Regions from separate parts of the Homo sapiens genome. Here region 2 is linked to region 1. Evidence: read pairs that join two places in POLR2A ChIA-PET (ENCODE). Cell type or tissue: GM12878. All regions are shown on one strand. Links, peaks and the distances in the headings refer to the core of each region. The heading gives the core; the rest is flanking DNA.

Evidence for each region. ChIA-PET counts read pairs that join two places held together with the same protein. Peaks named below come from ENCODE experiments on the same cell type or tissue, not always from the same donor. Only the 100,000 strongest peaks of a DNase experiment are listed, where the experiment ranks them.
Region 2: POLR2A ChIA-PET joins it to region 1 with 7 read pairs; 4 of 35 experiments call an interaction of 5 or more read pairs at or near these places.

What each region holds. Positions count from the first base shown.
Region 1 is chr10:71,374,395-71,382,079 of GRCh38, reverse strand. It overlaps a transcript of SLC29A3 not described here. Among named protein-coding and RNA genes, the nearest start is that of CDH23, 19 kb to the left of the region's middle. RefSeq lists a silencer at 4,488-4,557 and enhancers at 4,688-4,837, 4,893-5,453. In GM12878, for the core only: a CTCF peak has its summit at 4,529 (motif pointing left); a DNase peak (open chromatin) is centred at 4,583; H3K4me3 peaks cover 1,143 bases; H3K27ac peaks cover 1,061 bases.
Region 2 is chr10:71,549,109-71,553,108 of GRCh38, reverse strand. The region is part of intron 6 of CDH23 (cadherin related 23); the gene reads right to left. LOC105378355 (a long non-coding RNA gene) reads left to right here. Exons shown (of 2, transcript XR_946054.3): 2 at 1,573-2,072. Among named protein-coding and RNA genes, the nearest start is that of CDH23-AS1, 39 kb to the right of the region's middle. In GM12878, for the core only: no CTCF peak of the experiment used is centred there; no DNase peak of the experiment used is centred there.

The DNA.
Region 1 (7,685 bases), core at 2,128-6,127:
GGACAGTGCCAGACACTTTCTGGACTTTATTTTACTGAAACCCTACACCGACCATGCCAGTTAGGTATATTAACCCAGTTTTACAGATGAGGAAACTGAGTCTCCAAGAGAATAAGGGAAGCCTCTCATTGCCATGCTGGTTGACGTCTTGGGAGTTGGACAGATTACAGTAATCAGCTAATGGCTGAGCAGTGCTCTGAAGATGAAAAGCCCTTATTGAAAGTGCTAAGCATGATGATTAAGTTGGAAGGTGGAATTAGCTGCACAGTGGGAGCAGGCTGCAGCCAACAGGAGAGGATTAGCGACTACTTGCCTGATTCTGTGGAAGGCAGGTTAGGAGCGAAAAAAACTGAGAAAGGTTTTCAGCTCCATGGTGGTGCTCACATCCAAGAGGATGAGACAGTCTGTGGACCTGCAAGGCAGTGATCACACCCCAGTGTTGAAGGGATCAGACAGCATCCATGGAAAGCAAAGTGGGCTCCCAGCTCCCTTTGCCTTTTCTCCATCCATCCATCCTTCCATCCATTCATCCACCCATCCATCCATCCATCCAACAATTACTCACCAAGGACCTAGTAGGCCTCACGCAAGCTCTCATGAGGCTCCCAACCCAGTGGAGGGAGATACACATTTAACAATAATCACATACCAAAGAATTATTGTTCATTTTTTAGATTTAATAACAGGAGCTTTGCTCTTTTGATTTTATTTTTTAAGACTTAACTTTTTTAGAGTAGTTTTAAGTTCACAGGAAAATTGAGAAGATGGTACAGAGACTGCCCCCACGTTGTGCACAGCCTGCCACAGTATCAACATCCCCCAGCAGAGCAGAGCATTTGATACAGTAGTGAGCCTGCACTGACACACCATCATCACCCCAAGTCCATAGCTCACATTAGGGTTCACTCTTGGTGTTGTACATTCTGTGGGTTTGGATAAATGTATAATGACATGTATTTGTGGTTATGTTTTATACAAGAGCCCTTATTTTTAGCAATACCTACCAAAACATTTACAAATGTGTTGCCTCAAATTAATACTAGGAGGCAGGAGTGAGTAGGGGTAGAGATAAAACAAGATTGACCTCGAGTTGATCATTGTTGAAGCTGGGTGATAGGTATATGGAGTCTGTGATACTGTTCTGTTTTGGGTTTTTCTGGTAAATGTTGGAAACTTTTCATAATAAAGTTTTGTTTAAAAAAACAAATATTGATAAATAATTAGCACTTATAATAAGTGCCACAAAGGAAGAATGAATGGCGTGATGAGAGATTATTGTAGAGGGACCCACTTTAGACTTGGGGGTGGGAGTAGGGGGTCGGTTTGGGACAGGGTGAAGCATTGGGGCATCCTTAAGCCTCGTGATTGCCAAAGTAACCCTTTCTGTCTCCTTCCTCCCAGAAGGGCAGGCTGGCAGTGTCCTGGGGAGAGACCCCTACCTTTTGAGCATCACTAGCAACCTACTGGGAGACCAGGATCCTGGAGAAGTCAAGATCAGCCCCAAAGTCCCTCATCAATTGTGATGGAGGGAACAGAGGGAAGTCCCAATTGCAACCTGCACCCATCGCTGTGCATGCCCATGTTGTGTGTGTACATTATTTACCTACTATGAGCACGGCCTCATTAGAACAACCTCAGGGGAGGGGAGCAGGACTCCCCACTTTACAGATGAGAAAAATAAGGCTCTGAGAGGTAAAAAAGGACTCGCTCAAAGTCAGCAGCAGAGCCAAATACCAAGGTTTATCATCTTGTTAGTGTCTCCCCAACCGCCCCCCGACCTGTTAACACAGCCATCATTCCTACATCGCAGGGAGAAAAATTGTTAACAAGACGGCTGGAACCTCAAGCCACAGGAGCTGTGGGCCCAGAGAAGGCAGGGCCATTCCTCTTAAGTGTAAAAGCCGTGGGGTGAGGGCATGCGGGAAGGGAGTGAGAGCTATAGTTTGCTGGAAATCTGAAGAACCAAATGACCTTGGGCCTCCAAACATGAGACAAAACAGAGTTCAGGGGTAAGCGCTCCTCCCCATCCCTTCTAGTGTCCCTCGGATGCAGATCTGGCTCAATTTCCAGGTATCTGTGAAAGGAAGGGTTCCAGCTCCAGGTTAAGGGGCACATGCTTGGTCACATGCTGTGGGCTGGAGGGTATAGGGATGGACCTTGAGGGAGTATGGGGTAAAGGACCTTAGGCACTGGGAGCCAGGGAGCTCTCAGGCCAGTGTGCCCCACTATTTCAGGCCAGCAGTGTCCACAAAGTGCACTCGGGATTTTTCCAAAGTGTCCAGCCTATAGCACTCCTCACAACAAAACTGGATCCCTGTATCAAAAGACAAAATGATAAGAAATTTAGCTTAAAGATCTCAAATGGCTTTATTGCAATTATAGAATCTGGCAACACTTCATTCCATAAAATAGAATAAGTGTTCTGATAAGCTGAGCAGAGGGAGTTGGTTTTATAGACAGAGAGGGCTGAAGGAAACAGAAGAGAAGAACAAAGAGCCTATTAGTTGCTTCAGAGCCACTTCCCTCACGAGGTGGGGACAGGGAGACAGAATGATAGAAAAACAACTGATTCATTAGCATCAGGTTACTCAACGCTACTTCTTTCATATAAGGAATAAAGCAGAGGGGATTCACTCTTGTGACCATTGAGATTTGAACTGGCCTGTTTGGGACATTGGCTGTTACCTCTTTTCAGGTAACTACTTAGTTTGGGTTTAGTGCCATGGAACTTTAGCATGGGTGACTCCCTTTGGATTTTTAGCCTGGTCTGCTGGGGCCTAATTCAGAAACTTAGTCCAAAACAATGGCCTCCTACAATTTTCATTTAACGCTTGCCTGCTCTGAGAAGAGGAGGAATGACAAGAGAGCAAAACATGGGCTGGCCCTCTGCCCTCACTGGTAAGGAGCTCACCTTTTGGACTCAGACCTGGATTCAAATTCTTGGGCAAGCCACTTAAATCCTCCAAACCCTAGTTTCCCCGTTGGGGGGCAACATCTCCCTCTCAACTGAGGCATTGTGAGGGTGAAGCAGACAATGAGAGCAAAGCATTTGGCAGAGCATTTGGTCCTCCCTGAAGCCAGCCATCGTCCTCCTCCTCACTGGGCAATGACACCTCCCCTAGTTGTTCTCATCTAAGGTGGTGTTTCTCTAGAAGCTGATCCCAGACAAGGATTAAAGTGCAAGTCGTTTATTAGAAGTGAATTCAGGAAGCTCCAGCTGAAGAATGAGGAAGTGAGACAAGAAAGGGAAGGAGACCAAAAAAAGATGTGTTATCAAGCAGGTTACCATTGTAGACAACGGGAGCTCAAGCCCATAAGGGAGCTCTGGGGAACAGCCTAGCAGAACAGTCGTTCTCAAACTTCAGCACAGACTCACTAGGAGGGCTTGTTAAAACACCAATGACTGGGCCCCAGCCCCTACAATTTTAGATTCAGTAGGTACAGGGTAGTAGTAGGCTAAGAATTTGCATTTCTAACTAGTTCTCAAGTGGTACAGTTTGCTGCTGGTTTGGGACTACACCCTAAGAACCACAAAGTGTCTCAGCATGATCTCACTTGAGGGATGAGGAAGCTAGGGAATTTATCCACCAACTCCCTGTTCATCAGTATTTGGGAGCTGCTTCTGAGGGCATTCACCCTCTGGCACTCAAGTTGACTCAGGCTAAAATCGCTCCTATGGCCAGAAAAGCCCTATTAAGCCTGTTGCTAGGGTCTCAGGTCCTTTGGCTGGGAGACAGGGTGGGAGGAGAACCGCAGAGAAGCTTGCAAGGTAGTTTGACATCTGACTGAAGGATTTCAAGGGAAGCTAAGGGTCAAAGACGGCTTCGTTGAGTCCCTAGCTATGCATTCATATGGTCGTATATTTTTGTAAAATTAGCAAAAATATTTTGTTATGATTTCTTTTTACATTCTAAGTTCATTTTTGTACCTAACTTTATATTTGTAATTTTTTATTCTTTTTTCCAAAAGAGGACCCCCCCCCCCAACATTGTCTAAGCTTCAGACCCCATAAAACCTGGATTGGCCCTGCATGGCCTAGTAGGAACACAGATTTAGGTTTGCTGAACTGAAATGAGTGTCCACGGTTTGACTCATTAAGAACTCAAGCCACCTGAGTTCATGCCCACCCAAGTTCAAATTCCAGCTCTGACACTCCCTAGTTTGAGGTAGTTTGGCCAAGATGCTTAATCTGTCTAAACTCCTATTTTCTCATTTACAACTTGGGACAGCAAAATCAGATGATCAAATTAAGTAATCCTTGCAAAGAGCCAGGCCGACAGTAAGTGCTCAACAAATATGAGTATCTTTTTTATCATTATTTGTTCCCCTGGTTTATTTCTGTTTCTTATCATTTGCCTTGACGATCTTCCTCCAAGACCAGGTAGGAATGAGTGATCTGGGGACAAAACAAAAAGCCGCTTCCAAAATTGGCAGGTCGCCTCTCTCTAGGGCTTTCTTGCCAGTTCTTCCAGCCCTACTGGCTCCGCTCCCTCTACTGGGCGTCCACCTCGTTGCCGGGTAACTACCGACGGCCCCCGCGCGGGCATTGGCTGTGCGGCCCGGCTCCCGGCCTGCCCCGCGGCTCCCGGAAGCCCTCGCGGCCATCTATTTCGTGGCCGGTGGCTGTTTGCCTGCCAGAGGCCAGCGGGGGCGGTCCAGTCCCTGGCTCTAGGAGCTGTTTCTGGCCGAGCTGAGCGCGGCGGGCTCGGCATAGCCATGAGTTGCTGAACTGGGTGGTTTTGCGGACCTGACGATTCGCCATACCCCGCTTGGTGTGTCACTGCCGTGGGCGTCTCCAGGTAGCCTCAGCCCAGGGGATACCTGGAGCGGCAGCTTAGAGCATCTTCCGGGAGCATCCGCCGGCGGCCTGGGCACCTCCCCATCAGCCCCTGCCGTGCCACCCCAGCCTGGGCCTTGAGGCCCGGAGATCTGAGCACTTCGGGACCTATCCCTCAGCCTAACCATCTTGGTTCAGCTCTGTGACACTGGGCCAAGTGACCTTGAGAAAAGACAGGGCCGGGCGCGGTGGCTCACGCCTGTAATCCCAGCACTTTGGGAGGGTGAGGTCTTGAGGTCAGGAGTTCGAGACCAGCCTGGGCAACATGGTGAAACCTCGCCTCTACTAAAAATATAAAAATTAGCCGGGCGTGGTGGCAGGTGCCTGTAATCCCAGCTACTCGGGAGGCTGAGGCAGAGGCAGAGGCAGGAGAATCTCCTGAATCCAGGAGGTGGAGTTTGCAATAAGCTGAGATCACACCACTGCATTCCAGTCTGGGCAACGAAGGGAGACTCCATCTCAAAACAAAACAAAACAAAAAAACACAGAAACAAAAACCCACTTCTAATTGCTGCTACTCAGCATATACATTCAGGGAAACTTGAATCTATGCTCCTGGGTGGCCATCCTCAAGCTTTGGGCTTGAATAAACTCTATAGCTAGTCATATTTTCTATATCTTATTATTTAAGGTTGACAAACTTCAGAAGCTTCTTTGCCCTTCTGGTACTGATAATACCAACAGTGAATAATAAGTGACATTGTTATTGGTTGCTTACTTCCTACCCCTGATAAATGGTCTAATGTTGAAATCTAAGAGGTATAATAGTTATTACATGCATTTAGTAGAATGGGTATAATGAATGAGGAAATAGGCTCAGGGAAGAATTTGATTTGCTCTGACACAGCTCTACAGGGCCAGATTTCCAACCCAGGCTAGTCAAGTCCAGAGCCTGCAATTTTCACTTCAAGTCTTCCTGTGAGGATTGACAAGAGGATGTTCAGTCTTAGCCAGGTGCCTGGCAGCTACTGAGGGCCCAGTGGAGGTTAGTGGGCAAATCATCATAGTAGTTTCAATAAGCAATAGTTCTATCAGTATCAAAGAGTGGCTGTGGTCAGAGCTTTGTAAGAGACACATTGCCGTGTTTACTTAGGACAGGAACAATCTGGAGTTTGTTTCCACCACTCCCTGGAGTTTCAAGTCCTTAAAAATGTTCAAGCTGGTTTGGCTTTGTGTCTTCTATTTCCTGTTTACACTTTGCCCCACCTCTATTTTTGCCCCTTCTTCCCCCTCTTCTAGTTATACCTAACACCACTGCTGACGCTCTTCGCTTCTGAAAAATGGCCAGCTTTCTGCCCTCAATTTAAAGGGATCAATCAGTGGCCCCAGAAGTTCTTATTTTTCTTGGCTAAAATGAAAATGGTGAAAACACCAACCACAAAAGGCAGACTCTTGTTAATGGGGGTCCTAAATGTGAAAGGGAGAACTTACCTGGCCCATGAGTATCTGTTTGGCTTTCAGGGGAGACAGCCGTCTGTGTTCTTCCTAAATGTCAGCTTATACCACTCTGGGGTTTGGGGATTCCTGCCTGATTCTCCATTTCCTTGCCTATGAAATGAATAATATTAGTCACGTCCGAGTACCACCTGCATTTTTTTTAAAGTGCTTCTTAAATTGATTTTTTTAGTTGATTTACTTATATTTACTTTTAAAATCTGTATGTCATTACTTTAATGGAAAACCACTATCACCTGGCGTAAATAGAAAGTAAGAAACCACATAAAGAGATGAAAATTAAAATATTGTTTTCAATTCTAGTGGGCAAAACCTTGATCTCTTTGTTAAAAAGGGAAACTGTTGAGTTTTAGTGAGGTGTTGAAGAATGCAAGCACTAAACTGCAAGTTTCTCCTGTGGGTAATCAGGATTGAACGTACTGAAAAGGGGAGAACTTGGACGTGCTGCAGTTCTGTGTTTAATACTCTGCTTGGTAGCACCTAAAGTCACACAGCACAGTACCAGCACTTCACTCTTTCCACATGTGGAGAAACGGTGGCCGCAGTAGTCCTTGGAGCCTTCAGTGCTCATGTCTAATAACAAGCATTTGCTCTGATTCTCTTAGGGTCGGTGGGGCAGGTGGGATGGGGTGCAAATGGATCTAAGAGCAGGATAATAACAAGAGCTAATATCTGATAGGGTTTTTGCAGTTCACAAAGCTCTCTCACAAGCCTGCTACTTCTGTACTCCCACCTGCGCTATTCCTCCTCTGCATTATCGCCATCTCAGGCATAGGTGAGATGAGCTGTTCAGCAGGATTTGATATGTACCAAAAGCTGTTCTACTACTGCTGCATCCTCCCAGGACCCCAAGAAGCAAGCGGGGAGCAGCTATTCTCATCTTACTTTCTGGAGCAGGAGAGGCTTGACTCACAGAGGCAAGCGACCCCATTTCTGGACCAGTCTCTGCACTGTCAAACAGTGTCTGAATAGGAAGGGGATGTTGGAAGAGGGTTTTACATGGAGCAAAACGTGGATAATGACACGCTAGCGGCAAGCCAAGGAGGTTAGGGGATCCAGGTTCTACACCAGAAGGGGCCCAACTCAAAGTGGTGAAGTCGCTGGCTGCTGCCTTTCACCAGCTGCCTTTCTCCCGCTGCCAGCTGAGGACCTGCACCCTTCCAGGATGGAGATGGGGACAGGGGCAGGCAACATTACTCTTCTTGTAGTTCTCTGCCCAAAAATCTAGGCTTCTCAGGCCTGCTTCCCACAACACACACACACACACCCCAACATGGAGCCTCTTGGCTTACCTTCGGGTTACCATGGCGGGAGCAGAATGGAGCTCTATCTTCTTACCATGAAGTTACACAGATATCATTATCTTGAAACCTCTTAAGAGGTAAAAAGGTGG
Region 2 (4,000 bases), core at 1-4,000, 170 kb before region 1:
GGCGCCCAGTCCCTGACTCTGTATCTTTAAATTCCCATCAAGTTCTCATGTACAGCCAAGGTGGGGAAGCACTGCCCTAGCCCAGGAACCCTGTCTTACAGATGAAAAAGCTGAAGCTGGGAGTGGGGGGACTGGATGGTGGTCACACAGACGGTTTCTGCAGTGAGTTCTGCCTGCAGGTGCCCATGTTAGTGCTGACTCCCTGACGTCCCCTACCTTGTCCAAACATGGATGCAAGGTGGCTTCCCAAACACACAGCATTCTTAACCTCGAGGGAAGCAGCATGGGGTGGAAGAAAGAGCCCTGGATGGGGGACAGAAGACCCTGGACCAGGGTCCCCTGTGTGATTCTGGACAAGAATCAAAGCTTTTTGGCTTTCCGGTCCTTGTCCATCCAATGAGGGGGCAGAACCACATCACTCCGCACTCCCTTCCTGCTCAGTTGTGAGTCCTTCCTCAAATCCAAGGCACTCTAGTTCCAAGCCAGCCTCTTTGCTCTGGGACCATCCTTGGAATATAGAAAGGCAGCACGTTCTGAAGCAAAAATCAATGAAAGCATTTCTCCCTCCCTTTCCTGTTTTTTTTCTGAGCCTCACTCTCCAGTGAGATATATGACACTCTCATGCAGATGAAGCACAGGTTAAAACGCCCCACGGCTGGCTATGGGCACCTGCCATGTGCCAGGACTGCAGGGCACAGTCCCTGCATGTGGGCGACCAGTGAAGGAAGGACTTTCTGAGAGTCAAGGGCACTATAAGCCAGGACGCCAGAGGCCTGGCCCCCTGTTGCCCTGTCCCTCCAGCTCTCATGTGGATCACTAGCTGGAAAGGATGGGAGGACACAGAGACATCAATGTGACAACCCAGACACCTGTCTTGTTCCCCTCTTCCACCTCTGTGTGAAAAGTACTGAAGCTCTCTGAGCCTCAGTTTTCTCATCTGTAAAATGGGGGCAATAACACCTTCCTCCTGCATCTGTGGGCCTAGCAGTAATGATTCTGAGACACACAGCCTGAGGCCTGGCCCACAGTCATAGCGGTAGTAGCCATCACTGCAGGAAACTTCATTATTGCCAGTGGCAGCCTCAGGTTCTTATACTTGGGCGGGGACAGCCCAAGGAGGTCCACTCACCTGAGGAGCATTCCCTGAGAGGGGAGGGTGCCCGGCTATGTTGTCTTCAGGAGCTGTCCCAGGATGGGGTCCTGAGAGCTCTAAAGGCTGGATGATGGTGCCTCTGTCCCTGCTGGGGGAGGTGGGCCCTGCCGCAGGGGTTGTGGGAGGAACAGGGCAGAGGGTCCAATTCCTTGGTCTATTGTGTCTCGGAGACCAAGGCCCACTGGGCTCCACTGCTGGCTTCAGGGACAGCTAGAGGTCCTGAGGGTCCTTGGGGTCAGTCTGATAGTCTTCTCATGTCACACAAAGACCATGAGAAGACCACCAGGCTGACACTAAGAAAAGAGGGAAACCAGAATCCTGGGTGCTCCCTGCTGGAAGGCTTTCCTAGGATGGCCATGGTCTCATCTGTTAAGATCAGGCTTGACCAAGAAACAAACTAGCCTTCTCTTCCCTACCAGAACCTCAAGAAGGTATCTTCTGGGTAACTGAAGTGGATAACCAACCGATCAGGAAGTTCCAAGGGCCTTCCAAGCCCCTTCTGGAATGAAGAATGCGGAGACTCGATTTCCACCTAGAAACAGAGTCCCACCCCTCCCTCCTTCTCCTCCTGGCCCCGGGGGTGCCCAGTGAAGGGCCCAACAGCTCCTAGGGCACCCTGACCTTCCCCCAGGAAGTGGGAGAGACCAGCGGTAGGAATTGCAAATGACGTTCATTAAGCAGGATGCTAATACCATGAATTACAAATGAAACCCAGATGAAGAGGACCCTGGCAGCCTTACCTCTGTTAGATATTAATTGGGCGACACTTTGTTTTAATGGTACGTTAATTAATGCGGAATTTCGACGGAAGTCCTCGTGACACTCACATTAATACAAACGAATTCATTACTGTCGGTGTTATTACAAGAAATGACAAATAAATCTGTAACAGTGGGACCCTTCAAATAATAATCACGAATCATTAGGTTTGCCGCTCGTTTGTACTGTAGCTTGCAAATATGTGTATATGTTTTCTGCTGCGAGGAAGCCTTGCCTTTTGGCTAGGGGAGGCAGCCGGTGGGGGCTGGCTCTGGTGGTGGAGGGGAAGCATCTTCCAGACTTTTCTACATCTGCTTTTCCTTCCCTCCTCCACCCACCCCAGGACACTCCTCTTTCTCTTCCCAGAGCTTCCCCCAGGCTTAGCAAGCCCCGTGTCAGCAGCATAATTGATGCTGCCCCCACACCTGCAAATCCAGCATGCCTGGTGTACACTCAGTGGCCTTGAGGATGGGACGGTGGGGGAAAGAGTAACAGCACTGGGGCCCTGGGGTGGACTTGGGCCTGAAGCAGCTGTTCATTCTCAACACGTTTCCCACAGGCAGCCTTGTCTTTTTTCTTTCTCTTTTCCTTTTCTTTCTTTCTTTCTTTTTCTTTTTTCTTTTTTTTTTTTTTTTTTGAGACAGGGTCTCACTCTGTTGCCCAGGGTAAAGTGCAGTGGCACGATCACAGCTTACTGCAGCCTGAAATTCCTGGGCTTAAGTAATCCTCCCATGTGTCAGTCTCCCAAGTAGCTGGGACTGCAGGTGCACACTACTACATCTAGCTCACTTATGTTTATTTTAATTTTACAGAGATGGGCTCTTGATATGTTGCCCAGGCTGGTCTCAAACTCTTGGCCTCAAGCGATCCCCGACTCCTCAGCCTGCCAAGTCACTGGAATAGTCAGTCTGGTCTTAATGTGTCACCCCAAACCTCAGAACATCTGTGGGAGAATTCATATGTCCCATGACCAAGGCTGTACTAGAAGTTTTACGTACTTTCTCCTCTTCAGCCCTCACAACAGTCCCTGAGGCTTTATCCCCATTGTAAAGGAGGAGAAACAAGTGTAGAGAGCTCAAGGCCTTATTCCTAGCTCCTGAGAGGAGGGCCAGTCTTGGGACTCAGCTCTGCCTTAATCTAAAGCTCCCAATACCCTGTTTCCAAAGAGAAGTTTCCATCTGCGGGAAGCCCGTTAATATCCTGGCGGAGGCAGGGATAGCTAGATAAACCCAGCAGGCTGGTCCCAACTCTCCACCCTGCTCTGTGCTTCAAGGTCTGTGGGACCTTGTAGTCCCACAAGGTCAAGAAAGGAACCTCCCCGACCCCGCCCCACAAGCTGGGTCTGCAGCTGCCTTCCTGATCATCTCTCACACCCTCTAGTGCCTTGAAGTTGCAGTCAAGACCGTTTTCGCTTCTCTGGGGCAGTAAGTGAGGCCCCAAGAAACTACCTTGGAGAAAAGTGTAAAACCCGCCTGAGTGACCCAGGTGGATTTTGATCTGAAAATGGCCCGCAGGCTGCCTCTCCTCTGTTCTGCACTCAGGGCAGGCAGTGCCAGTCAAGCACAGTGCTCTTCCCAGACTGAGCCTCGGGATTCTCTACCCAACATGCTGATAAGCAGCTTCCATCGAAGGCCTGGAGTTGGCACATGATTTGAATTGCTGCTTGTTACCCCTGTTTAGAGCATCTTTCCCTGGAGGACTTTAAAATAGAGCCCAGTCTCCTCTGACAGGGATGCCCCAGAGCAGTTCAGCTCAGTGGTCAAGAGATCCAGTAGATGACCCCTCTCTGGAGTCCCTCCAACCCCACAGGCTGGGACTCTATGCATCCGTGCCCCCTCCCCTCCTATATGGGCTAATCGGTCAGTCTTATCATTCACTTACAACAGCTTTCTGACCTTTGGCAAACAGGTGAAACAATATGGAAGCCAAATCCAGTTCTTTCCAGCCCTGAATGTCCACTAATGGGACAAACTCTGTGGGCCCTGCCCAGTGACCTGCCCTCTGCTCTGGCCCAAGGAGCCCCAGCTCTTGGAGGTGAATGCCTTTTAGCTGTTGGCTGCTGTTTCAGGGGTCAGATCCTGGCTGATC